Linked DNA regions of Homo sapiens: all the other regions are linked to region 1. The links are chromatin loops, found by intact Hi-C in ENCODE. Cell type or tissue: PC-3. All regions are shown on one strand. Each heading gives the region's core, and the rest is flanking DNA. Links, peaks and the distances in the headings are about the cores only. Region 1 has its middle 25 kb from the start of KCNE3. Region 2 overlaps PGM2L1 (phosphoglucomutase 2 like 1). Region 3 overlaps PGM2L1 (phosphoglucomutase 2 like 1).

Region 1 (11,246 bases), core at 1,755-9,754:
GTTAGTAAATGGCAAACCAAGTTTGTTGGACTCCATGTCTAACTTCTATAGCCATTCATTCCCTGTTGTCTAGCCATTCATTGACTGACATCTAATCCATCATTTACTAATCTGTTTAGCCAGATATGCACTCAGACAGTAAATAGAATTAACAGTTATTCTGTTCCTTAAACATTGAGACAGATCTAGTTGTAGTTTAGAGAACAAAAGAATCTTAGAATCATAGAATGTTTGCACTGGCAGCTGGTCTAGAGGGAAGAGCAAAGCTTTAGAACCAGGTGGACTAGCTTGGAATGTTGGCTCTGCTATTCATTCTGTATATGACCTTGAGCAATTTATTTAACCTAATTCTCAGCTTCCATATCTGTATATCACAAATATATGCACATTCTCTCTAGACTAATATGAAGAGTAGAGATAATGTCACATGGAACAAGTGCAAAAATGCAAGTCCCAGCACAAAATGAAAATGCTGGCACCTTGTTCAAAAATTACCGATAATTTAAAGATGGTGACAGCAGAGTATTAAACCAAGTGTGGGGGCCCTTGTAAGCATAGGCCATGGTGGCACATCCACAGCCTGGCACAGAGTGGGTCTGCAATAAATTGTAGTCCTTTTTCTCTCTAGATCACTGATTATAACCCTCTCCTTTTGCAGATGAGGAAACTGGAGTCCAAAGAAGAGTTTAAAAATGCAAATCAGGGCCGGGCACGGGGGCTCATACCTGTAATCCCAGCACTTTGGGAGGCCAAGGTGGGTAGATCATGAGGTCAGGAGTTCGAGACCAGCCTGGCCAACCTGGTGAAACACCGTCTCTATTAAAAATTAAAAAATTAGCCAGGTTCAGTGGCATGTGCCTGTGATCCCAGCTACTCAGGAGGCTAAGACAGGAGAATCGCTTGAATCCGGGAGGCAGAGGTTGCAGTGAGCTGAGTTCACCCTACTGCACTCCAGCCTGGGCAATAGAGCAAGACTCCTTCTTGGTGGAGGGGGGGAACACAACTTAGTACCAGAGCCAAGACCACAACCAGACCTCCTTTGTTCCTAGCCAGTGGTCTTTACCCAGCATTTCCAAAGCCTGTGTTCTATATGATGATAATAGATATTCCATGTATAAAAGTTTCCATCAACAAGCAAGTTTATAAAACACTGGATTAAGATTAAAGAGACATCTTTTGCAGAGCTCTTCAGAGACTTTTATGTGCAACAGGAGTCTCCAAGACAGGGATATAATATGAAACATTGCACAAAAGTATTTGATGTGGGACCCTTTTGCAGGAGCATATTAAGCGTCTCTCAGAACTCTTTCAGAAATGCCACTCTAAACACTGCCCCAGGGTGATGGAAGTTTCCATGGGTTTTGATCTGTGGGGTGTGGTTGTTTTTATTCTAAATTAGAAGCAAATATATTATTTCCACTAGTCCTTTCTGTCAGCATCCCTGTCCCAGCTGACTTGTGAGCCTGAGGATATAAAGATAATGAAAACCAGACTCCAGGAAAAGCACACTTGTTTAGAGTCACCCAGCTGCATCCATAAGGCAGATGCAATATGCCTCTCTCCCAAGAGTAGAACACAGACAAAACATACACTAGGATCCCAAAATTCTTTCCATTCTGGGTAATTTGCTCACAGACATCACATTGCAAAAGTAATAGCCAAAGTCCCCTATAAAGTCACATAAGAAGCTGGGAAATCAGGATTCTTATCTCAGCACCTTCATTTATTAGCTGTTTGACCTAAATTGATCAATTCATCAGCTCGTCACTTTGCTTTTATCAAATACCTTCTTGCATCAAATTAAATTAATTTCTCCCTTTGTTGAACTACCATTATTTCATCTGTAGCACTCTCCCCCCAGGACTTTGAGAATCTCTATGGAATGTAGTTTGAAAATCAGCAGATTGGATGATTACTATAGATCATCCAGTCTATATGGATGGATGAAATCTATACAGAATCTATAGGGAAAGGAACTATAGTTCCTTTCAGCTATAATAGTCTGTGATTCAAATTTATATACAGTTTTGCGACCTATTGCCTCTGCCTATTAACCAAGGACCCTAGTTCCCTGAGAAATGCACCTCTTAATTTCTGAGAGGCCTGGAGAGTGATTCTCACATGCTGAATTGATGAGATGCCAGGTGACTTGGACACTTCTGGAGTTCCCAGTACATAGCATCTGTTACATGGAATGCATGGAGGTGAGGAAACTCTCTCTCCCCATCGTGCTATACTTTGTCACATGGGTTTCTAATGGGTAATATTTATGTCCTTTGCTTTCAGTAAAGCAGCTCTTCTATATTTTGCTGATTCCTTCCTAACCCCAGTTTCCCTCTACAAATTCCTAAGCCTGAGCTGCAGCAAGGTCAAGAAACAAATCTGTATGACAAACCTAATGTTAAATGTTGGCTCATTCCTCCTTGATTTTGAAGATTCTATTACTGGATCCATGTTGCCTATCTCCTTACTTTCCTTAAGATGAGTTCTCTCCCAGGAGAGACCCAAAGCCCTCACAAAAAATGGACTTTGGGTGAGTTGGGCCTACTAGGTCGAATATGCCCAATTGGTTCCTCCAGGAAGCAGATGCCAAAATGGAGTGAGAAGTGCCAGAAATGTACTGGGGCGGGGAATGCCTGTGAGGGAGCAGGAGTAGATGCGGGAGCCTCAGATGGTGATGCAGATCTGACACCAGCGAAAAAAAGAGGGAAGGAAGAAGGACCAGGCAGGAGGAGCGTCAGGTTTCAATGCAGCTCTGAGAAAGTCTCAGCCAGGCTGATGAGGAGCCCCAGAGCAGAGACTGCCCATTACAGGAGTCCCATGTTGGGCAGGAATGGCTTGACTTTCATACGTCTGCAGAGCTTGGTCAGTGGCAGGGAGAAGGCCAGGGTGAGCATAACCGGGGTGTAAACACTGCAGGAGAGCCCAAAGGTGCTGCTGCCTGAGGCCGGCCACTAACTGCTCTTCTCCCAGCAGGCTCCCTGTGGGAGACCTGAACAGCTCACTCCTGGTGGCTGCCATATCACGAATACCCACACCTGTGTGAATTCCAAAAGTGGACATAATTTAAGCTCAAACGGAGCCCCAAATGTACATTTATTACAATTTTTTGTTGAGTGTACAAAAAGTATTGCACTTGGCACAGCAGCAGCCCCACCCTCACCAGTGGAACAATCGAAGCGAAAAAGGACTAGTCTGGGAAGGTTTCAGGTAAACAAGTGAGTTTTTCTTACCATGATTGTCAACAACAGCCTCCATTATAGATTAACACTGTGTCAAGCTTAGTACGAGAGAACAATTCTCAGGGAGCTTAAGTTTGCAATAAAATATTCCTCACACGAGGCGCTCAGAGCAGACTTTTGAAGAGTTTACATGCCAATCACTGGATGCTCCAAGGAGGGAGGAGCTTCTTAGTAGAACTGGCCCTGGAGGCTACCAGAGAGACCTTGAAATTGATCTGGCAGCCAACTGGGTGGTGCAAGGACATGCTCCACCCCTAGGACCCTGCCAGCCAAGCTGTAGGATTTTTTGAGAGGCAGGCCCAACACCTGTTGTGGCTGCTGGATGAGATTCAAAATATAAGGAGAAAAGACAGAAGAGGAAGGAACTGGAAAAGAGGAATTTGTAGCTAGAAGAAGAAAGACAGCACGCTTTTCAGAACCGTGCCAGAATTCATCCCAGGCTAATCACCTGCCAAAAAAGAGATAGTGTCAGTGGTAGAAAGAACATTGGAGAGGACACTTAAGCTCTGCTGCTAACTCCTCAGCTGACCTTTGTCACTCAATGCCCCTCTGGGCCTGTGCTCCTTGGCTGTAATCTGCAGAGCTAAGCCAGACACCTAAAATTCTTCCATTTGAACAGTCTAGGAATCGAACAACCTTCCTTAAAATAATCTTGGAAGAGCCTAGTATGAAATGGGCGGCGGGGCGGGGGGGGGTTGGCGGGGGAAGGATAAAAAAGAATTTCCTGTGAACTCAGGAGCAATAATATAATACAACCTAATAACCTAACCTAATCATAGCAAGCATTACAACAGGCGGGGGAATCTGGGAATGGGAGCCAGTAACATCTCTAAAGTAGAGGTAATTTCATGATCAAGACATCCAGTGCATTGAAACGTGACGCTGTTCTATCTTTACAGAGTGTGCAGATGGTTGGGAAGGAAAATAGTTCCACCTGTCAGCTGATTCTAAAAGATCTGAGCTTCATATACATTCCGTCAACACATGAACCCCTAATGTCACTAAAGCAAAGAGATGGAACTGTCTCTGTCCTTTCCTGAACGCTCCTCCAGTTTTCTCTTATAAAAGCCGTTTCTACTCCCCTTTAAATCTGCATTCGCAGTTTGTTTTCACCTAGATAAGAATGCTGGGAAGGGAGAGCATACTGTTTTTTTTTCCCCCAGTCCTACTATTTTAGGATTCTAACAACAACAGGGTTGCATGCTCCCTTCTTATTTATTTCTCTCGTTGAGCTCAGAAAATGCCACAGATAAACCAAAACGAAATGAAAAACTGCAGTCAAGAGAAGAACATAATTAGCAGCCAATCAGGAAAAGGCTGTACAATCCCTAGGCCTTTAGATACTTTATCCTCTAGGCTGGGCCCTCCCAGAGAGGATCGGGTTTTCTCTTGGGGTTTCTTTTTGAATTAAGCACCACTGAGGGCTACGGTCCAGAAACACAAACTCTTAATCTAGTCCCTGGTAGACAAACAGGTCTAGGGAGATTGAATAACCTGCAGGGAGAGAGTCCTCTGGGATCCATGGGAGACCAGACTGAAGCAAAGAAAAAAGGGATTGTGGTGTCAGTGAGGACATAGGAGCAGCCACAGGAGGGCTGTGCTGCCTAAATAAATAATGGCATGTTTGGCAGCAGACCCAATTCTCAGACAGGCCTGGAGCCGACAGGTAGGCTGTCTGCTAACACACACTCACCCTTTGGATCTCAGCTTCAATGTTATTTCCTCTGGGAAGCAGGGTGCCACACACAGTTGAACTGGTTGCCTGCTGCACATACCAAGGGTGTGCTGATCACAGAAAATATATTACAGGTTTATATGCTTTTATAAAAATGTCCCGGCAGTTGGTGTTTTAAGGAAAGAGCACTCTTTTTTTCTCTGATTCACAAAAAGGTACTGGACTGGCAGTGACCTTGCTGAGAATCCTTTCCTAATTCTTATCAGAACAGGTTTAGTGCCCCTCCTATCTGTTCCAGAAGGACTCCATCTACCATGGTATTTACCACACTTTATTCTAATTGCCTTTTTACTAGTGTATACACAGTCTAGATTATCAGCTTTTGTGAGTCAGAGGCTGTGTCTCATTTGACACTGTACTCTGGGCCCCAGAACGCTTGGCCCGAGCACAGGCTCAATGGTATTTGTTGAATGAATAAGCAACATATTCTCAGCCATTCCAACGCTCTTGCCTAAGTGGACAGAGAGCTTGTCATAATAGAGTACTAGTCATGTCCAGGGTTTGAGTCCTTGCTCTACCTCTAACTTACTACACGATGTTGGCAAGTCACTTCACCCCAGTATTTTTGATGTAAAATAGGGATAACCCTACCCTGTCCACCTCAGAGGGTCATTATGCGGAGTAGTTTAGAAGTATTACTTGGTAAACTTATTAAAATATTGAACACATGGGAAGTATAGGCCATTCCAGGAAACTTGGACTACAAGGGGTCCAGGACCAGGAGTGACCTTACATCTGAACATAGTTAAGTAGTCACCTCCGGCAGAAAACTAATGATTTTTGGGTCAAGCAATACTTTTTTGGTTGCTAAGGGTAGAAATCTCAAAATGTCAAAAGACACATTTATTGTTTCATATAAGTAAGGGTAAAGTTATAGCTGGACCTCCAGGACAACTGGAAATAGGCACAATAATGCCACAAGGTAGATTGCATGCTTGTCCTCCCCCCGATCCCCACCCCACCTCCCACCCCACCACACCCCATCTGTCAGCCTACCAACTACAGACTGGCTTCCTCCACACTGCAAGGGATGTGGCTACCGATACCTCCTGGCTCCATCTCACACTTTTGCTATCTGAGGGGGACTGAGCCCTTCCCCTTACCTCTAATTTGCAAAATTTCTCTTTGGCCCTGGCTGGAAGAGACATGTTCATCCCTGTGCCAAGGGTGAGAGATTCTGTGATTTCCAGCTCCTACTGGAACTATATAGTTGAAGTGGGGGATCAGTGTTCAAAAAGAAGGGAGGTACTGTTCTAAGAAAGGCTAGGTACTAGGATTTCCACTACAATTTTCTAAAGATCATTCCCCCACTGAGACCTCCCATTAGCAATCAATTAGCTTTGGTTTGGGCTGTGCTCCTCTAGGACCATTCTTTCATATACCCTGAGTTCCTTATAATAGAAGGAAGGGAACAGAAGGGTGCCAAGTGCAGGAGAGGGACAAGCAACTAAGTAAACTCACAGTGTGCTTTCCTCTGCAGACCTGCAATAAATAACCAGAGAAGTGAGCCCTGTGTCTAGAAAAATTTATTCCCTTCCTAGGATTGATAGCAAATGACTTCACCTGCTCAAAGTCAGGTCCTAAATTCCTCTGTGCTTTGGCCAGGTTGCGGCTTGAGAGCAATGTTTGTGAACTACATGTCTGACCACTTTCACTTCTTGTACTGTAGCATCCCCTTCTTGTCTCCTTTTAAGCAGTCCAACTCACATATCTTATAAATGGACAAGCCAGAGTCCCAGAGAGGGAAAATTTATTATCTAACATCATACACTAAAAGGGAGTTCATGGTTAAGACAAGATCAGATTGTAGGTCATCTGACTTGTGTTTTTTCTATTATACCATCCTTTGTTTTTCTGCATGTTTATAACCTAAGAGATGTAGTTCACCTCTTAATCTCACCTTCTTCTGGTTCTTTTGTCTTTCTGGGTCACTTTTTAAGAGGATTTATCAAGGTCAGCTTCACTATACTCCTATTTAGTCACCTCTGGATCCCAGTCAGCTAGCAGTTTTCTTATCCTCTGCTATCAGGAATGAAATTCCAATACCAGAGATCCCATCCTACTGATGCAGTAGGATGCTCTTTAGCAGGAGTTCACTATTTAAGCTAGTCTTAACTTGTAGCAAAATTGCAGGCATCATCCTAGCTAACTCCTACTTACCTTCCAGATATCCATTTAGATCACTTTATTTCAGAAGGTAATATATAAAATGTATACCAAGAATACTTTCTATAAGCAACTCATAGTACCCCATACGTATTAGTTCATTCTCACACTGCTAAAGATAACTACCTGAGACTGGGTAATTTATAAAGAAAAGAGGTTTAATCAGCTCATGCTTCTGCAGGCTGTATGGGCTTTTGTTTCTGGGGAGGCCTCAGGAAACTTACAATGACGGCAAAGGGGAAACAGGCCCATCTTCACATGGCCAGCAGGAGAGGTGGTGGGGAGGTGCTAAAACAACCAGATCTTGTGAGAACTCTATCATGAGACAGCACTAGGGGGATGGTGCTAAACCATTAGAAACCACTCCCATGATTTAGTTACCTCCCACCAGGCCCCACCTCCAACATTGGGGATTACAATTTGACATGAGATATGGGTGGGACACAGAGCCAAACCATATCATTTCAGATGGTAAAATATAAAATATGTATGAGGAATACTTTCTATATGCAACTCATAGTACTCCACACCTCCCCCAGTAAAATATTTAGCACTCTAGACAATCATTGCCTGCTTACTGTGTCTCTTTTCTTCATTCTACTATAATTTCTATAAGAACAGAGGTCATTCCTATTCCCTTTACCGTTATTTCCTCCAGGAAATGTTGCATAAATATTTGTTGAATGAATGACTAGAACACTGACTCTGTGGTTCCTAATTATTTGCACAGTAGCCATCAAATGACAAAAGGATGTGAAATACTTTATAGGTGAAGACATTATGTAGCTGTTGAGGATTTGTTATCCTAAAAGCACTCATTATACCATCTATCACTATAATAAAAGCCTTCTCTGCTTGGAGATGCCAAAAAAAATATTCAGTAGTCCATCCACGAAAGTTTCCCAGACTCTTACATGATTGGAAGGGCTGTGCTACTGCCATAGGCAAACTTCATCACCAGCATCAAACACTGCCTTTGTGACATTTCCCTCACCTCAATGGCAGGTTACACTCTGCCTCTGGTCTCAGTCCACTTGGCGTCCCTGTCCTAAGTTTTTCCATATGTTACCTCATTTACAACAAGGTTGTGAGAAAGGTTCTATTTCTACTACCCTTTAACAGATGGGAATATCAAAGCACAGGGAGGTTACATGACTTGTTCAAAGTCACAAAGCAACTGAGTGGTGGAGCCAGGATTCAAACCCAGCTCTTGCTCTGAATCACTACGCTATATAAGACTCTTCTTTTGGCTGGGTGCTGTGGCTCACGCCTGTATTCCCAGCACTAGGGAAGGCTGAGGTGGGTGGATCACTTGAGCTCAGGAGTTCAAGGCCAGCCTGGGCAACATGGTGAAACCCCATCTCTATTAAAAAATACAAAAATTAGGCCGGGCGTGGTGGTTCACACCTGTAATCCCAGCACTTTGGGAGGCCAAGGCAGGAGGATCACCTGAGTTCGGAAGTTTGAGACCAGCCTGACCAACATGGAGAAACCGCATCTCTACTAAAAATACAAAATTAGCTGGGTGTGGTGGCACATGCCTGTAATCCCAGCTACTCAGGAGGCAGAGGCAAGAGGATCCCTTGAGTCCAGGAGATAGTAGTTGCAGAGAGCCACAGTCATGCCACTGCACTCCAGCCTGGGCAATATATCAAGATCCTGTCTCAAAAAAAAGAAAAAAGAAAATAAAAAGACTCTTCTATTACTTCTACAGCAACCTTCTGTCTTGTTTAGACTGCCTTCTTCCTGTTATCCGAATAGACCTTGGACTTTTCCAATTCTGTGTGTCTGGAATATGATTTTATGAAGAATTCAGAGGAGACTTATAGATTATTTTATCAAAGACTTCTATGTTATAGATGACAAAATGGTGGTATGTGTTATGGAAAGAACATCAGCTTTGGAACAAGGAGGCCCTAAAGTCAAAGTCTGGCTCTTTCAATTATCGATTACTATATAACAAACCACTCTATAACACAGACTCTTAGAACAGCAGCAATTTCTTGTTTCTCATGATTACATGGACTGGCTGGGCAGCTTCTCTGTTGGTATCACCTGAGCTTGCTCACACTGCTGCATTCAGCAGGAGGGCTGGCTGGGCTGGAAGGTTGCCCATGACCTCACATATCTTGCTTGACTGGGGTGACTTCTATGTGGACTGTCATCCTCCCAAAAGCTAGACCAGCTTTTTAAAATATTGGTCTTGATGAGAAGAGCTGAAAAGAATTTGTGGCTTTATTTAATCTATCTCATTTCCTAGATGGCTTACCTTGGACAATTTACTTTTTCTCTCCTGAGATCAGTTTCTTTGTGTTTACAATTGAGAGAGCAATCCCAATTGTCCCAGATTCTTGTAAGTATTAAATGAGATAATATATGTAATTATTAAATGAGATAATGTAAAAACTTCCTGCCATACAACCACCATTTTTCCAATGTTAGTTTCCGTTGCATTTCTTGGGCCTGGAGTGAAGCCTTCCTCTTACTCCCCATAATCTCCTACAGTCCACATAAATCCCTCACTCCAATCAAGATGCAGCTGTACTCTTCTGTCTCATGTTATACAATTTTTAAAATTATTAGCTTGCAATAATTGTCTGTCCTAGGAAATTCCAAAGTTCTATGTATAAATTAACTATTTTCAGGCTTTTCCCCATCCCGACAGGAAAAAAAAAATCTAATAGATTAATTTTATATGTAAAATTATTTATTGTTATGCACAATTTGTAATTTCTGTCTAGTTGGTGTCATAATTCTACCTCTTTATCCCCAATTTAAGAAGGCATACTGACATGCAAGTGAATGAGAATGTCTTTATTATCCTTATTTGTTCTAAAGGGAAATTATTTGCAAAACTTGCATCTTCAATATTAGCAACACATTACTTGCCATGCTTCTGTGGTCTAAATCACTTATTTGGGGCTAAGCACACAGAACTTTATTTTTTAAATTCTTTTATGAATATGTCCTATCTTCCTAAGTAGATTAAAACTACTAATAAAACCAAGGACCTTAATATAGACATACATATGTGTAAACATGTGCACATATATTTATCTTGAAGCTCTATTATAGGGCCCTACACATAATAGAATTCAGTAGTATTCAGAATTTCAGAATAGAAAGCAATGCATGTTTCCCAGCTACTCCTTTTTAGGGCCCTGGGGACAATGTTCCATAAAGCAGCTATGGAACAGTGGGGAAAAAAACAAACTGGATTTACAATCACAGGATCCAAGCTTATATACTTGCTCTAACTCTGTAGACCAAAAAGTGACTCATTCCTTGAACTTCTCTGGTACAGTGGGAGAAAACAATGCATGAAAAGTCTGGGTACTCCATACTCATTATCTTAGGCCAGTGGGCCTTAAAGTTGTGAAGTGTCACTTTTTATCAAAACACACAGGCCTGTTCCCTCCCTTCCCTTACTCATTGCGCTGTACCTCAGGATGGGACAGGGTAGGAGAGAGATGTATTTAGAAAACATTACTTAACTTTTACAGACATTGTTGGTGTGAGAACCAACATAGCCTTAGACTCTGAGATTACTCAGTGTAGTTAACTCTTAATAGCTTTGTGAAGTTGCAGGAGGAAGCTTCTTTCTCCATCTCTCCATGCTATTTTGATTACCAAAAGCTGTTGCTATTTAACTGAACCCAGCTACTGTTTTCTCAAAGTAGGGTATTCATCTCCAGGGGGCTGGAAAGAGAAACACTGAGATTCACAGATGTCCTAAGCTCTCTACAGTCGACTTACAAAACCTACCTTGCCAAATTTCCTACCCATAAAATCATTTCCTTCAATGCTTTCCTCCTTATCACAGTCAACTCATAAAAGTCTATACATTGGTAGGAGCTCTCATAAGGCCTTGAAGGTAGCACAACAAATGCCTGGGGCTTGACTAATCAGTTGCATAGAAGCCTGCTTTCTCTGTGATAATCCACACTGACTATTATGGTTATGTTTGTGTCTAGTACAGTAGGAGACACCAGAAAGTGCTTAATAAGTACTTTTGTATTGACTGATTATAATGACCTGTATATTTTGGGTTTTGTCAGGGCAGTGGAGAAAAGCCTGTATTTTTTTTCTTCTCTTTTTTTTTT
Region 2 (11,246 bases), core at 2,253-10,252, 70 kb after region 1:
CATTTCAGCCATGTAAAGTTGAAGCAAACCATAGGATTAGAACCTAAAGGAAAATTTTTGGTATACAGGTAAAATTTGAAAATAATGTATGGCTTTTTTCTGTATTCTGCACCTTACTGATTTCATACTAAACAATTAGCTTTATTACTGATGAAGTACAGAGAAATGCTAGTAGTCACTAAGATCTTTTGGATTTTCTGCAGGATTACTTTTTTGGAGTACTAAAATTGTTAGGATTCTAAGATATGCTAGTTAAAAGCAAATTTATTTCAGATTGAATGCATTTACTTTCTAAATAATTAATTTTCATTTTATATAATAGGTCAGTGTGTATATTTCTTTTTCTTTTTCTTTTTTTTTTAATTGAGACGGAGTCTTACTCTGTTGCCCAGGCTGGAGTGCAGTGGCGCAATCTCGGCTCACTAAAACCTCTGCCTCCCTAGTTCAAGTGATTCTCCTGCCTCAGCCTCCCAAGTAGCTGGGACTACAGGCACATGCTACCATGCCCAGCTAATTTTTGTATTTTTAGTAGAGACAAGGTTTCGCCATGTTGGCCAGACTGGTCTTGAACTCCTGACCTCAGGTGATCCGCCCGCCTCGACCTCCCAAAGTGCTGGGATTACAGGCATGAGCCAATGTGCCCAGCCTGGTATGTATGTTTCTTCAAAGCAGGTCAGTCAAATAGTTTTCCTACTGTCTTCCTCCTCTTTTTTTTTTTTCCTGACTAGGCTTCTACCCCCAAGTAATCAGTGAATTGTAAATAAGAGAGCACATTCAGAAAGCAAACAATAATTTGCATTTGAGAGAAAGCCAATATATGTTTTATAGATTCAGATCTTATCAGTAGCTTTCTGTGAATGGGAAAAGGAGAGCAATTTGTGAGGTAAAAAATTATTCACATAGACACACAAGTAGTGGTTTTTCTCAGCCATCATGAATACCTAACTAGTTTTTAACCATAAAAAAGTGATATATACATAAAATATCCAAACAGCATCATGGCTATCCAATAAAAATAAGTCACTTTTCTACTTGAAACCCCATGCCTAATATCCCCTTCAGAGGTAATCACTATTTTTAGTCTCTTATATTTGCATGGAATACTTCTAGATGATATATAAATATACACATACCTCTTTTTATAGAAATGAAAACACTGTATATACTCTTCTGCTCTCCTTTTCATTTACTATACCTGAGTTCTACATAAAAATTTCATTTAAAAATAATTAGTTGGCCGGCGCGGTGGCTCACGGCTGTAATCCCAGCACTTTGGGAGGCCAAGGTGGGCGTATCATGAGGTCAGGAGATCGAGACCATCCTGGCTAACACGGTGAAACCTCGTCTCTACTAAAAGTACAAAAAATTAGCTGGGCGTGGTGGCGGGCGCCTGTAGTCCAGCTACTCGGGAGGCTGAGGCAGGAGAATGGTGTGAACCCGGGAGGCGGAGCTTGCAGTGAGCCGAGATCGCGCCACTGCTCTCCAGCCTGGGTGACAGAGCGAGACTCCGTCTCAAAAAAAAAAAAAAGAAATAATAATAATGATAATTAGTTTATAATTCTTTAGAATCTTCATATATTATAGTTTATAAAATCGTAGTGATATATTGACTTTAGCAAAAAAATACAAATGTAAGTTCATCTGAATGGAGAATATGTGATAATTATGGCTGCATAGATAGTTTTTTAGGTTATATTTTTAAAAGTTTATAACATCAACATCTAAATTAATGTCTCACTGTTAAATAGGGGAGAAATCTGAGTGTAAAGTAGATTTCAAATGCCAGTTGTCATAATTATTTAGCTTTTTTTGCCATACAAATGTATTTATTATGTCTAGTATATCATGATTTTTTATTCATTTTTATTTTTCTCTAACTTACCAGTTTTTCAACAACCAGGAATTAGGTTAGTACTGGTTGTGAAGTCTGTAACTGGGAATGGAATTTTTAGGCCCTACTCTAGTAGCTGTGCAGTTAAACATTAGGAAGTATACTCAGTAACCAACAGCATTTATGTCTGCTGGATCATTTATATATGTGTGTGTGTATACATACGTATATATACATACATATATGCATAATGTGTATATACACATATATACTCATTAGATATATATACATACTACATATATACATATATACATACTGTATATATACACACATATATACTATATACACATTATACTATATATACATACTATATATATATACACACACACTATACTTGTTATAAAAAGGAATATCGTTTTGCTTTGTAACTGGAGTTAAATTGTTATCAGAAGCATTATTAACACCCCAACACAATTATTTTGTTTGTCTGTAGTGAGATGGTGTAGGCTTTAGAGCCAGCCCAGCCTAGGTTCCCATCCTGTCTAAATTTCCAATGCCACCTCAGTGATACTAGGCTCCCTCTCTAAATCTTAGTTTCTTCGTCTACACAATAGTAATATTAATAATAATACTATCCATACAGATGCTGCAGTGAACATTCTTATATGAATAAATGTTATTGTTCATGTGAAGGTATTTTTGTGGACAGAAATCTATGGGCCAAAAGGCATGTGCAATTTAAAATTTGATACTTGCTGTAAAAGCACTGTAAAAAGACTATCCCAGTTTACATTCCTACTAGCAGGGTATTACAGTGCTATGTACCCTCTAAACGTGAAGAGTCTATTCAATTTTTGCCATTCTTATGCCCATCTTTAAATGTTAGCCCTCTTCAACTCTCTTTGGCCTCTCTATGAAATATCATGGTATCTTAGACATGATAATATCCCAGATATTGTTATTCATATTTTTCCATAATAGCTATTCATATTTTTATGTAGGTTATTTGTTAGTGTGTGCCATTTATGAAACAGAAACTGCTTGAGTCTGGATTTTATATATCATCCATTAGTTTTAAGCAGATTAAAATTTCAGTTAATCTCATTCAACTTCTCATTAGTTTGGCCATGTACTCTGGTTACTTTAATTTCTACTATAACCAGAAAACCATTTTGTTTAAATTGTATATTAATATGTTTTTATGTATTTCTAAGGACAAATATACTGTAATATTTAGCACCTTTTATGTGCACTGGTTTATTATTCTGAATATTCATTATCATTGTATATACTATGGATGTTGAAGAAGCAAATAGAATGGACTGAATTCATATTAATCTTGAAGAGAGAAGTTATGTTTCATCTTATTTCCTTAATATTTGACTTTTCCAAAAAGAAAATATTGGAAAATTCCATGTAAGTCTTACTGTTATTATAAATGCATTTCTATTTGAAATTTGATATTCTTTTGTGAAGCACCATTTTCAGTGACAGGTATTCTTGAGATTTATGAAAATAAGTTAAAGTACACGACAATGAAATACAGAATCCCAAATATAGATGTTGGCATGCACTGCCTCACAAACCGTGTTTGGAATGAATTTGTATTCTCATTCTTAATTAAATTCACACTTAACACATAAAACGTTTTTATGGTCAACTTGTGCCATAGATAAATTGAATCGTTTTCTGTGATTTTTAAGGAGTAGAATTCATTTTGAATTGCAGAGGTCTAGGCAGGTAACTGGTAGGCATGTTTTGATGGTATTTATCCAGTAGTGTCTCTATTTCTCTTAAAACTTAATGTATTAGCCAGGTGTAGTGGCACATACCTGTAGTCCCAGCTACTCAAGAGGCTGAGGCTAGATCACTTGAGCCCAGGAGTTTGAGGTTACAGTGAACTATGATTGAAACCTAACATAGACTCTAACTTAATTGATGTCGTTTTTTACTAAGAGGTTTATTTTGGATTCAAAGCTCTTAAATATCAATTATTTTAAAAGAACATTCTTTGATATGCTATACAAATACTATAAAATTAAAAGATATATAAATCACCCTCAACAGGCCCTTTCTCCTTTGGGGACTCAGTGAATGGCAGGTATTATTTTATTATACATACAAAGAAGTAGCACTGTGGAATTTATATTGAATGTTGAACCTTGTGATATGTACATATTGACCCCTCAGAAGGGCTTAATATTAGGACTCTGCTTGGATTCCTGGTTAAGTTTTAATACTTCTTTTTTATAGAATCCCAAAACAAAAGAGCAGATTGAAAACCTGTTACGGAATGGGATGAACAAGGAGCTGCGAGATCGTCTTTGTTGCCGAATGACTTTTGGGACTGCAGGACTTCGTTCTGCCATGGGGGCAGGGTTTTGCTATATTAATGACCTTACAGTAATACAGTCAACACAGGTAAGTATTATAAAGTATTAAGAGTGTACTTTTGACTGGACATGGTGGCTCATGCCTGTAATCCCAGCAGTTTGGGAGGCTGAGGCGGGCAGATCACGAGGTCCAGAGATCGAGATCATCCTGGCCAACATGGTGAAACCCCGTCTCTACTAAAAATACAAAAATTAGGTGGGCATGATGGCGTGTGCCTGTAGTCCCAGCTACCCGGGAGGCTGAGGCAGGAGAATCGCTTGAACCTGGGAGTCGGAGGTTGCAGTGAGCCGAGATCGCGCCACTGCATTCCAGCCTGGCAACAGAGCGAGACTCTGTCTCAAAAAAAAAGTGTACTTTTTCTCAGTCTGGTTTTTTTTTTTTTTTTTTTTGGCTTTATAAATTAGGTAGTGCCATTCTAAACGCACACACACACAAAACTTTATTTCCCAGAAGTTACTGTTATGTAAGTAAAAACTGTAGACTCAATTCTGACCTTTAGTCTTGCTCAAGATTTTAGAAGTCATTTATGTATCTTCATGGTCACAGACTGACTTTCTGATTAAGCGTTATTTTGGTTGCCATTGTCAACTTCTTAACAATGTTGCTTTGCATTTGAAACCAAGAAATGTATATTAGCATATCCAATTAATACAAAGAAACAAACTTAGATAGAAGAAAATAATTACTCATTTTGGCATATGGCCATTTATAAAGGTTAACCAGAGTATTTGGAAAATTTAGTTGAAAATATTTTCCTCTATCACATATCCTTTATGTGGTTTTCTATATCCACATGAGAGTTAATATTAGTTGTGTAATATGATATAATTTGTGTTACTTCTCTCCATTGTTATGCAGCTCACTCTAGAAACAAATTGCTTCTCTTTGCAGTGAATCATCCTGTTTCAAATAACTATACTTTTGAGGCCAATAATGTATTTAGCTTATACTAAAAATAGTTCTGGGCTAGAGAATTGTTCAGTAGACATAATTCTAATTGATACTCCCAAACAGTAAATCATCTTTAACCTTATTCTGAGAGAATTCTCTAAAGCCAAGGCCTAATGCAGGGGTAGGAGAGAAGGAATGACAGGATGGTTACATAGGTAGAATACCTGCCCTCCTTCCTCACCCACACCTCCCCCTATTCCTCAACCAGAGATGCTTTAGTTCATTCTTTTCTTATACATTTAGTCTCTTCATATGCTTTGATTCGAAGTAAAGATTTCTTGACTTTACAAAAAGGGGTGGGGGAGGTGTTTGAAAAGCAATTTCTACAGAAGTGCACATTTTCACTGGATTTGGGATTCCATGGTGTGAAGTGGAAAAGCTGGATGGAATCTGATTCTTAAGCCCTAGCCCTTTTCACTCTATTAGGTTGGTGCAAAAGTAATTGAGGTTTTGGTCATTTTTTTTAATGGCAAAAACTACAATTACTTTTCCACCAACCTAATGCATATAGAGAAATAAGATGCATTCTGATAGCAGAGATTAATATGAGGGTCTATGAGGTTTTAGGATAGTATCACCATGAGAAATAAGTTGTTGAATCCAGCTGATATACTAAGCATGCACTCACTCATAGCTTATAGGTTGGGGAAATTAATTGTACTTGAGAGACTCAGGCACCAGAAGTCACTGGGACTTTGTTTGGTGCTACCACATACTTATTTAGCAGTGCCTGCCATATAATAGGTCTTCAATAAATCAGTATAACTTAGTTTTAGTTGAATGAATGGCCTTAGGCATGACATTACATGGAGCTTTAATCTTATTGTCTCCTATTCTTAAAAGAAATATTGAAAGAGACCAAATTAGAAATGGTGTCTGCGTTTCTTTCTTTTCAGGGTGTTAGGATTACATGTCCCATCTTTTATGTAGAACTAATTTTAAAGGACTGTAATAATATAAAATGTTAAAATGTTATTTTTAGATATTAAAGTATTTATTAAAGTTAAATAATTCATGAGATAGTTAAATGGTTTTAGTTTGTCATTGTGATGTTTTCAATATGAAATACTTTTTCATTATTTTGTCATCCATGACTGCAAATTTTCCTAGTCTATGGTGTTATTTTTCTGTGAGATTTTAAAACCAAAGAATTACAAATGGGATCATCCATCATAAGAAATGTTCTAGTGAAGAACTGTGTTGCTGATTAAAAATGTTTACATCATAAATAGGTCAAATCTTTTGGTTAACTTCAATCATATGATCTAGCAAGGACTTAAGACAATTAAAATTCTGTTTTCTAGAGCCTTCAGACAAGAAACAATTTTATGTTGGCTCTTCTAATCTTTTTTTTTTTTTTAGCTTATTGACGCTCATGTTTCTTCTGCTTTTCCTAATGTTTTACTTATTGTATTGGATTTAGTGGTTTAGTAGTGGTTACTAAATCGGTATTTCCATGGTATTAAATGTGTCTGAAACTCCAGGACATGTTTGTCATCTTACATTTCTGGATTGAACAGTATTGCTCCCACACTGGTAAACATGGGCATAAAGGCAGAAGCCACTTCCCTAGCAGCCAGTCAGCTGCACAGCAAACATAAAAATAAGAGATTCTGAGTCATATGAAATGCAAGCATCCATTAGAACTAATCTTTTGTGTTTATTTGCTTCAGGGGATGTACAAATACCTTGAGAGATGTTTCTCAGACTTCAAGCAGAGAGGCTTTGTGGTTGGGTATGACACTCGGGGTCAAGTAACTAGCAGCTGCAGCAGCCAGAGGTACAAAGTTAATTGTTTCAAAGATTAAGTTGAAATAGAATAAAACATATTTAAAACATTTTTTTGTCTAGTAGTAGGATTTCTGAAACAGTAGACTGTCAGATAGAAATGTGATCACATGCTAATATTTACTTTAAAGCTGAAATAGAAGAAAAAGTATCTCAAAGAAAAGCTTTAGATTTTACAGAAAGAAGTAAAAATTTAAAATATTTAGAGTTCATATTTAGAATGACATCATAGCTTATAACTTTAATATTTTGGCAAAGGCACCGGGTAGTAGTAATTATGTAGCTTATATTCTCATTATATGCCTATTAGATTAGTTTTAGGGTGTTTTTATAAATAGATAATCATGTAGTGATATCTTTCTTCAGGGGTAATAATGCATATTGAGTTTATCAAAGTCTCTTATATCACTTTTTCCATTCTTTTTGCCTTTTGCAGATTTTATTTCTTAGTAAAAGAGCCATCAAAAGATGAATGAGGGAAAAAGAGGAAATTGAAATATCAATTATGTTAGTTGTTAAACTCTTCTTTTAAAAAAACTTATTTATTTAAAATTTTCCAATTAGGGCATGAAGTTTAAATAATCAGTGATTATAAGAAAGGGCTATATTAGGATACTATTTATTCAGACTAATTATAATATGAAACATTTATGTGGAAGGTTGGTTTTTAAAAAGTATGGTAGGCAAAGGACTAAGTTAAATCTCTCTTTTTTTAGGCTTGCTAAACTCACTGCTGCAGTCTTGCTGGCCAAAGATGTTCCTGTGTACCTTTTTTCAAGATATGTTCCTACACCTTTTGTAGTAAGTGTGTTGTGTTGGTGATCATATAGCTTGCTGCTCTTGAAAACATTTCTTAAATCAACTAGGATTCAAATATTTTTTGTGCATGTAGTTCTGTATTGAGTAATATAAGGGACCAATGGAAGGAAAACAAATTTTGCTTTGAGTTTATTTTCATTCAACAGACATTTGTTAAACTTAGCTAAGAACTTGATCTATAAAAGTTGACAAGTCTACAGTTATAGTGAAATATGTTAACATCTTCTTTCAGAAATTGATTCATTGGGCAGACAAAAATGATGAAGGATAGATTTGAACACATTGTTAACAGGCTTGATCTGGGTGTGTGTGTGTGTATGTGTGTAAAAATTCTCTATTGAGTGACAATAGGATTTACATTATTATTAAGCAGAATCACAGTCTCAGCAAATGCCAAAGAACTGCTTATCAAGCCATATACCTGGATCCCATGCAATAAAATCAGAAATAAAAAAGCCCATAAATCTTCCCCTGTTTGGAATTTTTAAAACACATTCATAAACTATTCATGGATTAAGGAAGATAACATAATGCAGATTAGCAATGACAGACAGTCCTTGCTTTGCACGGAGCGTGGGGGCTATAAAGACAGCTGTACAAGCCAAAACCATGCCAAATGATCTTAATCATAAATGAGAAAAATTATGACTGTTCCATGACCTTTAACATTTTTTTTTGCCAAAACATTAAAAACACTCTTACTCTTGGTTAAAAATGTATAGGGAAAAGAAAAAACAATGATAAAATGAATGTTTATTTAGTACATTGTAATTTAAAACGTTAAGAAACATTGATAACTAAAGTACTTTATTTCTTTGTAAAAAGAACTTATCAGGAGGCCAGGGGCAATGTCTCATGCCTGTAATCCCAGCACTTTGGGAGGCCAAGGTGTGTGGATCACCTGAGGTCAGGAGTTTGAGACCAGCCTGACCAACACAACGAAACCCCATCTCTACTAAAAATACAAAAATTAGCCAGGTGTGGTGGTGCACGCCTGTAATCCCAGCTACTCAGGAGGCTGGGGCACGAGAGTTGCTTGAACCTGAGAGGCAGAGATTGCAGTGAGCTGAGATTGTGCCGCTGAACTCCAGCCTGGACAGCAGAGCAAGACTCCATGTCAATAAATAAATAAATTAATAAAACTTATCAGGAGATAAACAGAGCTTGCTTCTTGTGGTTATAATTTATTTATATTACAAGCAAGCATCTTTTCTGTGCCTTGGCAAATTGTTAATATACCTTTCTGAGTTTGGATTCACTTCCAGCATCTTATCCTTTGTTAATTTCAATGTCGTGAAATATCTCTGGGAGTTCCTTTAATATGAAGGTTTTTTTTGTTGGTGTCACTTCCTCTGGGACATCTTCATCCTTCTCATTACAGCCTCGTTCCTCGTTTAATCCATGTGTTCCCCTTCACTACACTTCCCTGGTAGTATGTCTAAAGTCTCTTGAATGGCAGCAGTGTCAGCATTCCCACTTATTTTTTCTATAACTCCATTTATGTTTAATTCAAATTTCTCTCTATTATTACTCCTTTTTGTTTCTTTGCTGCACTTTCACCTTTGTTGGCCAATTCCCACTTTCCATTATCCATTTTTGTACACTGTCATGTGGGTCTATTATTGGGAGAAAAGGAGGCAATAGAGCCACATGTTTTGCAGTTTGTGTGAGCGCTAAGTAACAGATGCTCAGTGACCAATCACTGACACCCTTTTGAAGAGTGATATGATTGATCACTCATCATGATGTGGCTGTGTTATAAATGTAGGGATGTGTGGACTGAAGAGTTAGAAGCCAAGTGTGTACTTGATGCAGTTATGGCTAATATTACCGTGGTAACTGAAATTTGAACGTGTTGTTGGGAGACTGGAGCTATTTTAACAAAAGCATAGTATCAGTAATTTTGTGTATAGGAACTGAGCAAAGCAAGGACTGCCTGTAGGTATTTAAAAGTGAGCAATAATGAAAATAATACATAGCAAAAATTATGGGATATAACTAAAGCCCTACTTAGAGGGAAATGTATAGCCTTAATGAATATATAAGGAAAAAAAAGATTTTAAAATAATAAGTTGGCTTTCACTTAACATGTTTGTGCTAAAACAGAAGAAATCCAAAAAAGTAAAAGGAAGGAAATCTTATAATAAAGGTATGAGGAAAAATCAAGTAAATAGAAAATAAAGAGGGTATCAACAAAAGCAATATCATACTATAATGCTTTTCCTGTTATTTAATCAAAATTATTCTCATGTCAAATGTGTAAATAGCTAGGAAGCAAAATGGAATTATGGTGTTATTTATTTTTCAGCCATATGCAGTTCAGAAGCTCAAAGCAGTTGCAGGTGTGATGATTACTGCCTCTCACAACCGCAAGGAAGACAATGGATACAAGGTAAACCTTGGACTCCTGACCTTTGCTTATCTTATAGTTCATCTTTTTTATTCAAATAATATGTGTTGAGTATGTTTTCTATACTGGAGAGCAGAGCTAGACATTGGGAACAGAAAGTTAAAAACACTGAGGCTGGTCCTCAAAGAATGTGTATCCCTAATGGTATTTATTACTTCTCAATGTGTACAATTACAAAAATGTCTTCTTTAGTTCTTTTATTCCTAATTGTCCTTGATTTCTCTATCCCTTCCTAAATCCATCCTCTCTACCGTTTCATAAAGTCACATTGCAGCAAGTACTTGAAAAATGAATCGGAGTTTTCAACAACAGAACCAGAGGAATGGTACCTTATCCTCACTCTCCTCTCTCTCTGACTTTCTGCCGGAGCTGCTTCTTGGCCACAGGATTCCACTTGATGGGTCAGCCTCTGTGACAGAAAGCAGAATGGAGAAGGGTGAAAAGTGGCTCTGGAGGGGAAATAGAAGAATGCAGCACAGTATTGAACCACGATTTGGGGCTTCTGGGTGGGTCATAAGCCTGTGTTCTTGTATTTGTTTTTCTTCTTATGTTGGAGGACTGCAGACATACCGAGCTCTGTCTTACTGGCAGAAAGATTTAAATGCTAATGTAAGATTTTGGCCCTGGTCAGCTAAGTGAAGAACAGTGTTACCATTCATAGGGACAGAGAAGAAGCGTGATTAATTCAGTTTGGGACATATTAAGTTCAAGGTGTTTGGGTCAACCAGGTAGCAATGTCCTATAGGTAGTTGGATATATAGACTTGTAGCTCAGGGGAGAAATGTGGACTTAAGTTATAGAGTTGTGGGTCACCACACATGTTAGAGCATATAAGATTATTTGGACATCCTTTACTTGCATGAGTAGCCCAGAGAGAGTATAGAGCAGAAAGGAAAAAGGTCAAGAATGGATCCCTAGGGAATATCAACTTTAAAGGAAGGGAAGAAGAGAAGCTGGAGTTAGGAGAGTCTTCTACAAATTCTATGTCTAAAATAGAGGTTGAATATGTTTACCTCTGCCCATATCATATCCTCTACCATCACCATTCTAAAC
Region 3 (11,246 bases), core at 1,089-9,088, 53 kb after region 1:
AGAAACTGATGTCTGAATTCAGAATGTTTTATTAATGTATGGTACAGATGTAATAGCTAAGTAGATTTGTTTCTATTCAGGGCATTTTCTAGATGCACCATAGGAGAAGTCAAAAGAAGATTTTTGGTGGTCATGAAATCAAATCACAGGGAGTCAGATATATGACACAAACATTTAACAGCATCAACCTGTAATAAGTAAATGCACACATCTCCACAATGGGACTGTCCTACCATTAGAACCCAACAAGTCCTAGATCAAGGCATTTCTCCTCCAGGCAGCGAACAGATGACTCTACTACCAGTGCTCTCTCCTTCTATGCTCTAGGGCTAAGTCACTCACCTCCTTCCTAGTTTTTTTTTTTTCAGTGCTTTCTTACATTCTGTCAAATTATAGACCAGTTTTGCTGGCCCAGAAGCAGGTTCTCTCATTATAATATGTCCTGTTCTTTATCCATTGTGAATTTTCTTTTTAAAAGCAGTCCTATATGTAAGATGTTAGGCACTGGCAAAGTGGATGGGGTCAGTGGCTGGATGGGGAATAGAGCTGGGACACAGGCTAGAGCTGCTCAGCCTGCTATAGCAGCTGTCACAAAGGTGTTGAACTTCCTATATATCAACAACGATGTGGAGGCAGGAATTGGCCACGGCATTTTAAGAAATAGCAAGTAGAGCACTGTGGTCTCAGAATGTAGGTCTGCGTTGAGAAAGAGTATCATGTAAAGTTCAAGGTAGCGTAGGCTTATAAAAAGCCTGAAAATGGAAATAAAATACTTCAATCTAAGCCAGTGATTCACACATTAGTCTAATGGTAGAAGTTTTTTTTCCAATGTCACTCACATGATTTTCTGTGCCTCCTAATGTAGCCCAGATAGAAAAGATGGTGAGTGAATTTCCTTTTAAGTCATCATTATGTGATGGGAAATACACCTATGACATACCTGTACAAAGGTGGTCTACTCCAGGGTCATTGCGTAGAGACCCAAAGAAATTGTGGACATTATCCAGTTGGGGAGCTTAGATGGGAGCTTGGATCTGCCACCTAGTTCAATCCAATTTTTATAATACTAGTTTATATAACATTTTTTGTTCACATTTTTCTAATACTGAATTTGGCATTTAATCAATGAAGAGTACACAGTATACACATATGGCTTTATTACTTTTGGGAAATGCTAGTCCTTATTCCTTGAATTTATTTTTGTAGTGTTTCAACTTTGGTAAAATGCTGTTAAGTCTCATTTGCTATTCATAGCAACAGTGTGTTAGGCAGGTAGTAGTTATCCCCAATTTTGCAAGTAAAGAAACTTAAGCTCATAAAAGAAAAGTGACTTGCTAAAGGAGATACGGCTTTTAAGTGGTAAAATTGGGACTCAAACCTAGGTCATCTGACTTTTACTGTATTCTTATCACTAGGGTAGACTCCATAAACCAAATGTTTAATAAATGTTAGTGACAACATAAACTAAGTTTCAAGGCCCTCATTAAAACTGTTTTATTGGCTGGCCGGGCGCAGTGGCTCACGCCTCTAATCCCAACACTTTGGGAGGCCGAGGCGGGCGGATCACAAGGTCAGGAGATCGAGACCATCCTGGCTAACATGGTGAAGCCCCGTCTCTACTAAAATACAAAAAATTAGCCGGGCGAGGTGGCGGGCACCTGTAGTCCCAGCTACTCGGGAGGCTGAGGCAGGAGAATGGCGTGAATCCGGGAGGCGGAGCTTGCAGGGGAGCCGACATCGCGCCACTGCACTCCAGCCTGGGCGACAGAGCCAGACTCCGTCTCAAAAAAAAAAAAACTATTTTATTGGCTTTTATAAAGCTGGAGTAGGATGTAATATTATGCAGAATAAATTGCCATGGATTTTTTTTTTTTAAGAGCTGAACAGTTGCTTTGGTCTCCTTGGCAACACAGTATTCTCCTTCTGTCCAAGAAATTTAGTACATATAAATGAATATTTGAATTTTTCTTTTTAGAATTCAAATTCATTTTTTTCTTTATACTTCCAAATTTCCTACATTTTCTCCTGTTTTCATCATTTTATTTGCAATTTATTTTTTTTGAAGAAATACATGCTTATGATTTTAAAAAATAGTACAGAAGGGATTATAATGGAAAACAATGATCCTAACTGCCTCTTCTTTTCCTCAGTTTGCTCCTTATAAGTCATTTTAAGTTTCTTTTTAGTTATTTTTGTGGTTACCATGAAAAGACTAAGTAATATACTAGAAGCACTATTTCTTGATGTATTTTAAAGCTTTAGATATTATCTGTCAAATATATCCCTGTGCTATAAAAAATGGGAATTCACTCACTATTCTCTATGTCTCCTAAATTTTGATAGTTATGCTATTAGCATTAGTTATTTCAAAAGTTTAAACAATATAATTAATGCTAGCAAAGTTTGCAGGACAATAAGTGCAACTAACAAACAGGGCTTCCAACTGGCCATTCTATTTAAGAGGAGACTGGCAGAAAACATATTGTATACATGAAAACAGAGAAAACCCATACCAGCTTATATAAGGTACCTAGCGTAGTCAAATACACAGAAACAGAAAACAGAATGTTGGGTACCAGCGGCTAAAAATCTATTGATGTTAATAACTAACTAACGATCAAACTATAAAAAGGAAATAAGCTGCATGAAAAATAAGTAAAGCAATGGATACAGGAAAAAAACTGAGTTAAGTCAGGGAACACAAGAACTTAATGTTTTTTGATTAAATAAGACAATTATTCCATCAAATAAGGAAATATGCTATGAAAAAGGAACAGGAAACAATAATGAGCTCTTGGAAATTAAGAAAAAAACGTTACACCCCACCCCTGCCAAATGCAATAGAAAATATAGACGTTAAAGTTGAGGAAACATAGCAAAAGGAAATAGGAAATATGAGGAAGTTGATGTGGAGTAACTTCCCCAGAAATCCAATGTAAAGAAATCCTAGATGAAAATAGTGTACTGATCCACACTGGGGTTCCAGAAATATATCTTGAAAAAGAATTCAGCATCTATGCCATAAATAGTAAAAAGCTGGAAGATGTTAGTAATATGGTGAAGATGGCGTGTTGTTTCTGGTCAACAACATTAAAAAAAAAAAGAACAGAAAAGAAAAAGCAGTTACCCAAGGAAGGGAGGGAGGGAGGAGGAAAACAGGAAGAAAGTAGGAAGGGAGGGAGGGAAGGAAAGAATGAAGGACCCAAATAAGCAAGGAAAGACAAAGCTGAGTAAGTTAAGTTATGGTCTAAAAATGAAGCCAACTAAAATGGGGCATCATTTTGAACAATTAATTGATGGATCTTAAGGAAAGAAAAACAGATCTCCAGAACTTTTTCATCTTGCTAAACTGAATTTCTGTACCCATTAAATAACTCCCCATTTCTTCGTCCCCTAAGCCTCTAGCACCCACCATTCTGCTTTCTGTTTCTATGAATTTGACTAATCTAGGTACCTCATATAAGTGGCATCATACAATATTTGTCTTTCTATGACTAGCTTATTTCACTTAGCATAATGTCTTCATAGTTCATCCATGTTGAAGACAAGATTTCATTTTGATTATAGAACAAAATGTACATGTTATCAAGTTATTTTGGGTTTGGGCTTATTGCACTTTGTTTCATGCTACTTTTTGTACGTGGAAATTGCATCTACTCTTCAGTACCCACTGATCCCTTCCTCCAGTTCTTTTTACATTGTAGGTTTAGTCCTTTCGTTCCTTTACTATCACTGTAATAAGTTCTCAGGGAGGGGAGACAAGTGTTTAAGTCTTTCATCTTGACCCAAAAATCTTTATACTTTTATTTCTTCAAATTAAAAATGTACTTGAAACTGAAAACAGCTAAGATGTCCTTCAATAGGTGAATGAATAAGCAAACTGTTGCATATCAAATATTATTCAGTGATTAAAACAAATTAGCTGTCAAGCCACAAAAAGAGATGAGCTATCAAGCTGTGAAAAGATGAAGAAACCTTAAATGTAGATTGCTTACTGAAAGAAGATGGTGTGGAAAAACTACACAGTGTAGTAATTTTTCCATAGATATATTTGAAAAGGAGTGATTCATATTTGAAAGCTCTTCCTGTCTCACCTGACAGTTTTCAAAATAGGTAGACTAGCACTTCTGTTTGTTATTTGGGGGACTTCTTTGCCCTGTTTTTTTTTTTTTCTTTCATAAAAGCTGTTTGTTTACTTCCTTCAAGTTTTCTTTTTTTTTTTTTGAGACGGAGTCTCGCTCTGTCGCCCAGGCTGGAGTGCAGTGGCGCAATCTCGGCTCACTGCAAGCTCTGCCTCCCGGGTTCACGCCATTCTCCTGCCTCAGCCTCCCGAGTAGCTGGGACTACAGGCGCCCGTCACCACGCCTGGCTAATTTTTTTTTTTTTTTTTTTTTTGTATTTTTAGTAGGGACGGGGTTTCACCATGTTAGCCAGGATGGTCTCGATATCCTGACCTCGTGATCCGCCCGCCTCGGCCTCACAAAGTGCTGGGATTACAGGCGTGAGCCACCGCACCCGGCCAGTTCCTTCAAGTTTTCTACAAGGCCGTTAGAAACCTATTCGGATATGTCTTTGATCTAAAATTATTTTCCCGGTCGGGCGCAGTGGCTCACGTCTGTAATCCTAGCACTTTGGGAGGCCAAGGCAGGCGGATCACCTGAGGTCAGGAGTTCGAGACCAGCCTGGCCAACATGGTGAAACCCCCATCTCTGTTAAAAATACAAAAAATTAGCTGGGCGTGATGGCACTTGCCTGTAATCCCAGCTACCCAGGAGACAGGCAGGAGAATCACTGGAACCCGGGAGGCGGAGGCTGCAGTGAGCCAAGATCGCGCCACTGCACTCCAGCCTGGGTGACAGAGCGAGACTCCATCTCAAAAAAAATAAATTTTTAAAAAAGTATTTTTCCTGTCTCTTCCTCTCCTCTTATTTAAAAAAATCAAAGAATATGGATAATCTAATAAAAAGGAATTTATCATCATTTGATTCTTCCAGGTTTTACTTGTGAGATACATTGAATTAACAAAAGAATATACATCTTATTATATTTCATTAGCTCAGGGTTTTTGTTTTGTTTTGTTTTGTAGAGAAACAGGGTCTCACCCTGTCACCTAGGCTAGAGTGCAGTGTGATCATAGCTCACTGCAGCCTCCTGGGCTCAAGTGATCCTCCCACCTCAGTTTCCGGAGTGGCTGGGACTACAGGCACAAGCCATCACACCTGGTTACATTAGCTTAGATTTCAATGATAATCCCTGGATAATCTAAATCAGAATTCTTTCATCCTTCCTTTTGGAGAGACAGCACAATTGGCTTGTCTCATGGAGAAACCTGTTTTTACCTAATTTATGTCTGTTTGGCTTTTTAGAAATATTTTCCCTCAAAATAAAAGGTTGATTAGTAATTTAGTGCAGATTTTACTGAAGGAGTATTGTTTTCATTAGTCAACTGTGGTCTGCATTACTACTAATTAGTACTGAGGCTGCTGCCCTCTAGTATCGGGAGTTAATGGAGAAAATGTTCTATGCTGGTGAAGAATAGACAGGAAGGCAGTGAGATAGTGTCACCAATCCTCATGAGATCTTTTACACCAAGTCATTTAATGAGGAGTGTATCTTACCAAACAAAACAATGGAAATGGTCATATTTAATGCCTTAAAGAGTATGAAGACTATAATATGGTAAATGAAAAATACCATATCTCTCTGATTCAAAGACATTTTAATGTCTACCTTGTTAGAAAACCTCTTTAACGTAAGTAATGGTTTTATGTTGTGTTTCTGCTTCAGAATTTTTTCACGTCATTTTCTCTCTGAAATATTTCATTATTTATATAGGTAAAAATGAGGGAAAAGCCTAAGTGTCCATGAATAAATAAATGGTGACATAAACTGGAACACTCTGGAGTGAAAAGAATAGCATGGCTCTATATGTATTAAAAGGACCTCCAAGATATATAGATATAAAGAGAGATATAGATACATAGGTGTATAGGTTTATATTTTTTTTAATTTTATTTTATCATATTAAGAACACTTAGCATGAGATTTACCCTCTTAACAGATTTTCCAGTATTCAATATAGTATGGTTAACTGTAGGTACAGTGCTGCACAGCATATCTCTATAATGAATTCATCTGGCTTAACTGCAACTTTATGCCTCTTGCTTAGCAACTCTCCATTCCTCCTTCCCTTCCAGCATCTGGCAACCATCATTCCACTCTTTAATTCTATGAATTTGACTATTTTAGATACCTCATATAAGTGAAATCATGCAGTATTTGGCCCTCTGTGCAAGATATACATGAAATAAGCAAGTTATAGAACAACATGTACAATTTGATGCCATATATGTAAAAAAAGAGTTAAAGCAAAACTGCATTTTACAAGTATGTAGATGTGTAGTAAAGGTCTGGAAGAATGTATTACAAGCTGTAAGCGGCACCTCTAAAGGTGGGGTCTGGGAATGAAAGTAATGGTCAATGATGTCTGCAGCTTTATCTGTATTATTAGTATTTTTAAAATAAGAGAAATGTGTTACTGTAATTCATAATAAAGTAAAATTTAAAATATAAATAAAAATTAAGTGGTTAACTGTCTGACATTGGCTTTTAAGGGCAATAGGAGTTCAAAGTCAGGAAGATTTTTTGTAAGAGGTAGAATTTGAGCTGGGACTTGAAGGGTAAGTAGGATACAAATAGATAATGGATATGGGGCAAAAATTTAAAATGGGCACAGTAGAATCATAAAATGGAAAATGACACTGATCAGGGAAATGAAACTGAGCAGGAGGCATGCAGAAACCATGAACAGATTTCTTAAGTATAGCGTATGTATTGTGCTACTATGGTGAGTAAGTATAGGTGAAGGAAAACTAGTGTTTATGAGTGATCATGTACCAGACATGGTACTTACTAGATGCTTTCATGTAGAAAGTCTCTTAATTCTCCCAAGGATTGTTTGAGGTAGTTATTTCCATTTTTTTAAGCCTATGCACAAACCCAGGCTCAGAGAAGTGTAGAGAGAGGGGACTATTTGAATCCAAGAAGGTTTCAAACTCCTTTGCCCTTTGGGATCTGACCCCAACCTTTCTAATTTTTACATTTGATGTAATGAGAATTGAACTCTATTGCTGATTCTTGGCTGATTAATCTGGCTGCAGCATGTAATTAGGATGAGATGGAATGGAGTTGTGGAGGGGATCCTGGAAACTCTCATAGAAATGTAGATATAAAAGTTTTACATAAGGATGTTTGCTTTGTGAGAAAATCAGGAAAAGAAGCCATAAGACTCACTAGCAAATTGATCTCTGTCTTCTTTTTAAAAAGACAGAAAATGATAGTTCCCATTTCGTTAAATCATATATTTTGCTAACTTTGAATCACATCTTTTAAAAGAAAGAAATTATAATTTAAATTCACATGCCCACCTCTCTGATTCCATTTTCCTCCCTTCTTCCTTTCCTCAAAGTAACCAAGGCATATCTAGGAATACTAGGGTTTTGTTTGATTTTCTTTTTCAGTTAAAATATCATTTTGTTTTTCACTTAAATGAAGATAACTGTGGGAGGCTGGGTGTGGTGGCTCATGCCTGTAATCCCAGCATTTTGGGAGGCCAGGGCAGGAGGATTGCTTGAGCCCCAGAGTTTGAGACCAGCCTGGGCAAAATAGGGAGACCTCATCTCTACAAAAAGTAAATAAAATTAGGTGGGCATGGTGGCATGTGCCTATAGTCTCAGCTACTTGGGAGGCTTAGGTGGGAAGATTGCTTGAGCCTGGGAGGTTGAGGCTGCAGTGAGCTGTGATGGCACCACTGCACTCCAGCCTGGGTGACAGAGTGGGACCCTACCTCAAAAAAAAAAAAAGTTTTTTTTTTTGACAGATATTGCCAAATTGCCTTACAGAGAGTGTGCACCAATGTATTATTCTACCAATAATATATAAAAGTGCCTGCTTTCTCAAATTCTTGACTCTACCATGCAGTATCAAATATTTTTCTTTGCCATTGTGAAAAATAAAAACTATATTTTATTTTAGCTTTAATTTCCATTTTTCTTATAAGTGAGGTTGTATATTTTCATATACTTAAAAGATAGCTGTATTTCCTTTTCTATGAACTATTCATATCTTTTGCTAGCTTTTCTATTGAGTTATTAATCTTTTCTCCTGTTTTAATGCCAAAGAAATAAGTCTTTGATGTATCATGTATTACAAATGTTTTTTTCTCAGTTTGTCTTTTGAATTTATATATGTAATTTTTATCACGTAGAACATAATTATAATTTTATTGACAGCATAGTATTTCACTTGGTAAATATATCATATTTAACCATTTCCTTTTTGCTGGATGTCTTAAAGTATTCTGATTTTTAAAAACTATTTTGAATAATGCTGACAGCATCATTTTGCATATAATTTTTTCCCTTAGATTATTTCTATAACATGTAAAGATGACATATACATGATACAGAGATATTTAACTTCTGGGAAATGCTGTCAGACCATAATTGTAGCCTAATTTCAGAAGAATATGGAATTTGGGCTTTATTGAAAAAGAAAAAGCATATTATTGTTTCCTTTCTTGGTGGTTTTTATGCTGATGGGCAGGGTTCTCCTGTTGGTAGTATTTTCGCCATTTCAAAATATGCATTAAACATCAAGCCATGAATCTTTTGTCTGAGTATACGTTAAATTAAGCATAAAACTATGGAATCTCAGTTGACAGAAATATAGATATTATCTTATTTAAGCTCCTACTCAGAATAAAAACATGTTCTGTAGTATCCCAAATAGGCAACTTCCGTATGAGAACATTTCTGGTATAATGGAGTCTTGTCTTACTTAGGAGTTAGATTCCAAAGTCAATAAATAATGATAATGGTATAAAATTTTAAAATCACCCTTGTAAACCCTTAAATTGTCCAAGAACTACAAGATACATGATTTCAAATATCTATCCTTACACAGTAATATATGAGAATATGTAACATATGTAGTAATGTGCCATATATAATAGAGCACATACACAAAATACAATTTTAATATTTAGGAGGCAGGGCTAAATACATATAGTGGAGTACATGTAAGTTAAGTGTAGTAAAGCCATACTATATAGTGCAGTGTTGTAGGATAGAAAGATTTCTGCTTCTAGAAATGACAGATGAGGTAATTTGGACAATCTTCCTCCAACAACTGGAAAAAACAGACAAAATATAGATTTAAAAATCTGTTTGAAGGTGTTATTTAATGTTAGTCAAGAGTTTCCAGTTTAAGATTTGGAAGAAGAAGGAAATTCCAGGCCATGATCTAGAAGAAGACAGAAATTCAGAGAGCTGAGTTTAGTATTTAGGGGGCCACTTTTGCCCAGGGCACATTTATTGATCAGGATAGGCAGCTAAGAAGATTGTCAGTCTTTTTGTTAGCCTTGCTAGTATAGCGGGACAAAAGTTGGAATCTAGGCCCTATTGCGGGTGGAGACCCTGAAAACACTCTTACTTTAGGTTAGAAGTCCAAAGGGCTGCCCTGTGAATACTGGTGAACTCAAAGTAAACACTCCGCATACAGACTATATTCCAGTTTTGAGTCATTTGGATGGCTTGGAAATTGGATTAAAGTGAACCTAGATTGCTAGTGCTTTCAGATGCCTAAGAAAAGCAAAACAACAAACAAACAAACAACAACAACAACAAGTTTCCTGGAGGGAGGTAGCTTCATCTTAGTTTCCAAATTATTCCTACTAATAATATTTTAAATATAATACCTAATATTACAAAAATAATATAAATATAATAGTACAGAGTCAAAGATAACCAAACATATAAGGAAGCAAGTCAACATAAACAAGAACCTGCAGAAACAACAGATAATGCAAACTGACCGGCAAGGGCTCCTATATTTATCAAATGTAGACTTTAAAATAACTAAGATTGTCAAGATCAAGAAGATTAAAAAAGATTAAAATTGAGCAGAGAGCAGAAGTAAGAGTAATCTCATAAGTTAAAAAAATTGGTGGAGAAATGAAAATAATACAAAAAGTAAATTTTTAAAAATAGAAATTCTGAAGCTGAAGAAATACAATAACCAAAATTAAGAATTCAATGAACAAATTTAACAACACTTTAGAGAGGAATCAGAGAGAGAATTAACAAACTACAAGATAGGTCAGTGAAAAATAGTCAGAACAAAGCATGGAATGACAAAAGGATGCGGGGGGAGTGGGGGAGTAAAAGAGAGGCTACGAGACATAAGATGATACAGGAAAAGGTCTAACATGCTATTCATTGGAATCTCTTAAGGAGAGGAAAGAGATAGTTACTATGAAATTTCCTAAACTGATGAATGACATTAATCCACAGGTTAAGAGTTTGGGGTTACAAAGGAATATAAATCATTCTATTATAAAGATATATGCACACGTATGTTCATTGCAGCACTATTCACAATAACAAAGACATGGAATCAACCCAAATACCCATCGGTGATAGACTGGATAAAGAAAATGTTATATATATATATATATATTTATTTATATATCTCCATAGAATACTATGTATACATAAAAAGGATTGAGATCATGTTCTTTGTAAGGACATGGATGGAGCTGGAAGCCATTATCCTCAGCAAACTAACACAGGAACAGAAAACCGAACACCGCATGTTCTCACTTACAAGTGGGAGCTGAACAATGAGAACACATGGACACCGGGAGGGGAACAACACACACTGGGGCCTGTCTGGGAGGCGTGGGGAGGGAGAGCATCAGGATAAATAGCTAATGCATGTGGGACTTAATACCTAGGTGATGGGTTGATAGGTGCAGCAGACCACCATGGCACACATTTACCTATGTAACTGGCACATGTATCTGGAATATAAAATAAAGTAAAATTTTAAATAAATAAGAGTTTGGGGTTAATTTGTATTCTGTAAACTTTTCTCCTTGATTACATAAGTAATCCTTCCCTATAAAGATATAAGGAACAATCACATTTTTTTTTAGTTTTATTTTTCTGTGCATTTATGTGTATTTTACAAATTTGGAATTGTATTGCATGTATGGTTTATATACTTACTCCCTTAATATATCTAAGTGTTTTTGCATATTAAAATTCTATTGTGATTTTTTAATACATTATTTTAATGTATTATTACATCAGCCTTTTTATTTAACCAGTTTTCTATTAACATGTGGCTTGCTTACTTTTTTATTATTAACATTACTTTAGTGAATATCCTTATGACTAAATCAT

What was found. A loop is a pair of places that touch in the nucleus more often than their neighbours do. Peaks named below come from ENCODE experiments on the same cell type or tissue, not always from the same donor. Only the 100,000 strongest peaks of a DNase experiment are listed, where the experiment ranks them.
Region 2: it touches region 1 in a loop (2.8-fold over the local background); 76 of 110 quality-filtered maps call a loop at or near these places.
Region 3: a loop joins it to region 1, with 7 times the contacts of the local background. A loop is called at or near these places in 99 of 110 quality-filtered maps.

Annotation. Positions count from the first base shown.
Region 1 is chr11:74,436,874-74,448,119 of GRCh38, reverse strand. No RefSeq gene overlaps it. Among named protein-coding and RNA genes, the nearest start is that of KCNE3, 25 kb to the left of the region's middle. In PC-3, for the core only: a CTCF peak has its summit at 4,819 (motif pointing right); DNase peaks (open chromatin) are centred at 4,869 and 5,369; H3K27ac peaks cover 1,374 bases.
Region 2 is chr11:74,367,421-74,378,666 of GRCh38, reverse strand. PGM2L1 (phosphoglucomutase 2 like 1) reads left to right here. Exons shown (of 14, transcript NM_173582.6): 2 at 4,085-4,252; 3 at 6,850-6,956; 4 at 7,681-7,765; 5 at 10,092-10,175. LOC112268078 (a long non-coding RNA gene) reads right to left here. Exons shown (of 3, transcript XR_002957258.2): 3 at 9,936-10,602. Among named protein-coding and RNA genes, the nearest start is that of PGM2L1, 25 kb to the left of the region's middle. In PC-3, for the core only: no CTCF peak of the experiment used is centred there; a DNase peak (open chromatin) is centred at 6,806; H3K4me3 peaks cover 264 bases; H3K27ac peaks cover 2,300 bases.
Region 3 is chr11:74,383,097-74,394,342 of GRCh38, reverse strand. The region is part of intron 1 of PGM2L1 (phosphoglucomutase 2 like 1); the gene reads left to right. Among named protein-coding and RNA genes, the nearest start is that of PGM2L1, 9.7 kb to the left of the region's middle. In PC-3, for the core only: CTCF peaks have their summits at 5,286 and 5,488; a DNase peak (open chromatin) is centred at 5,492.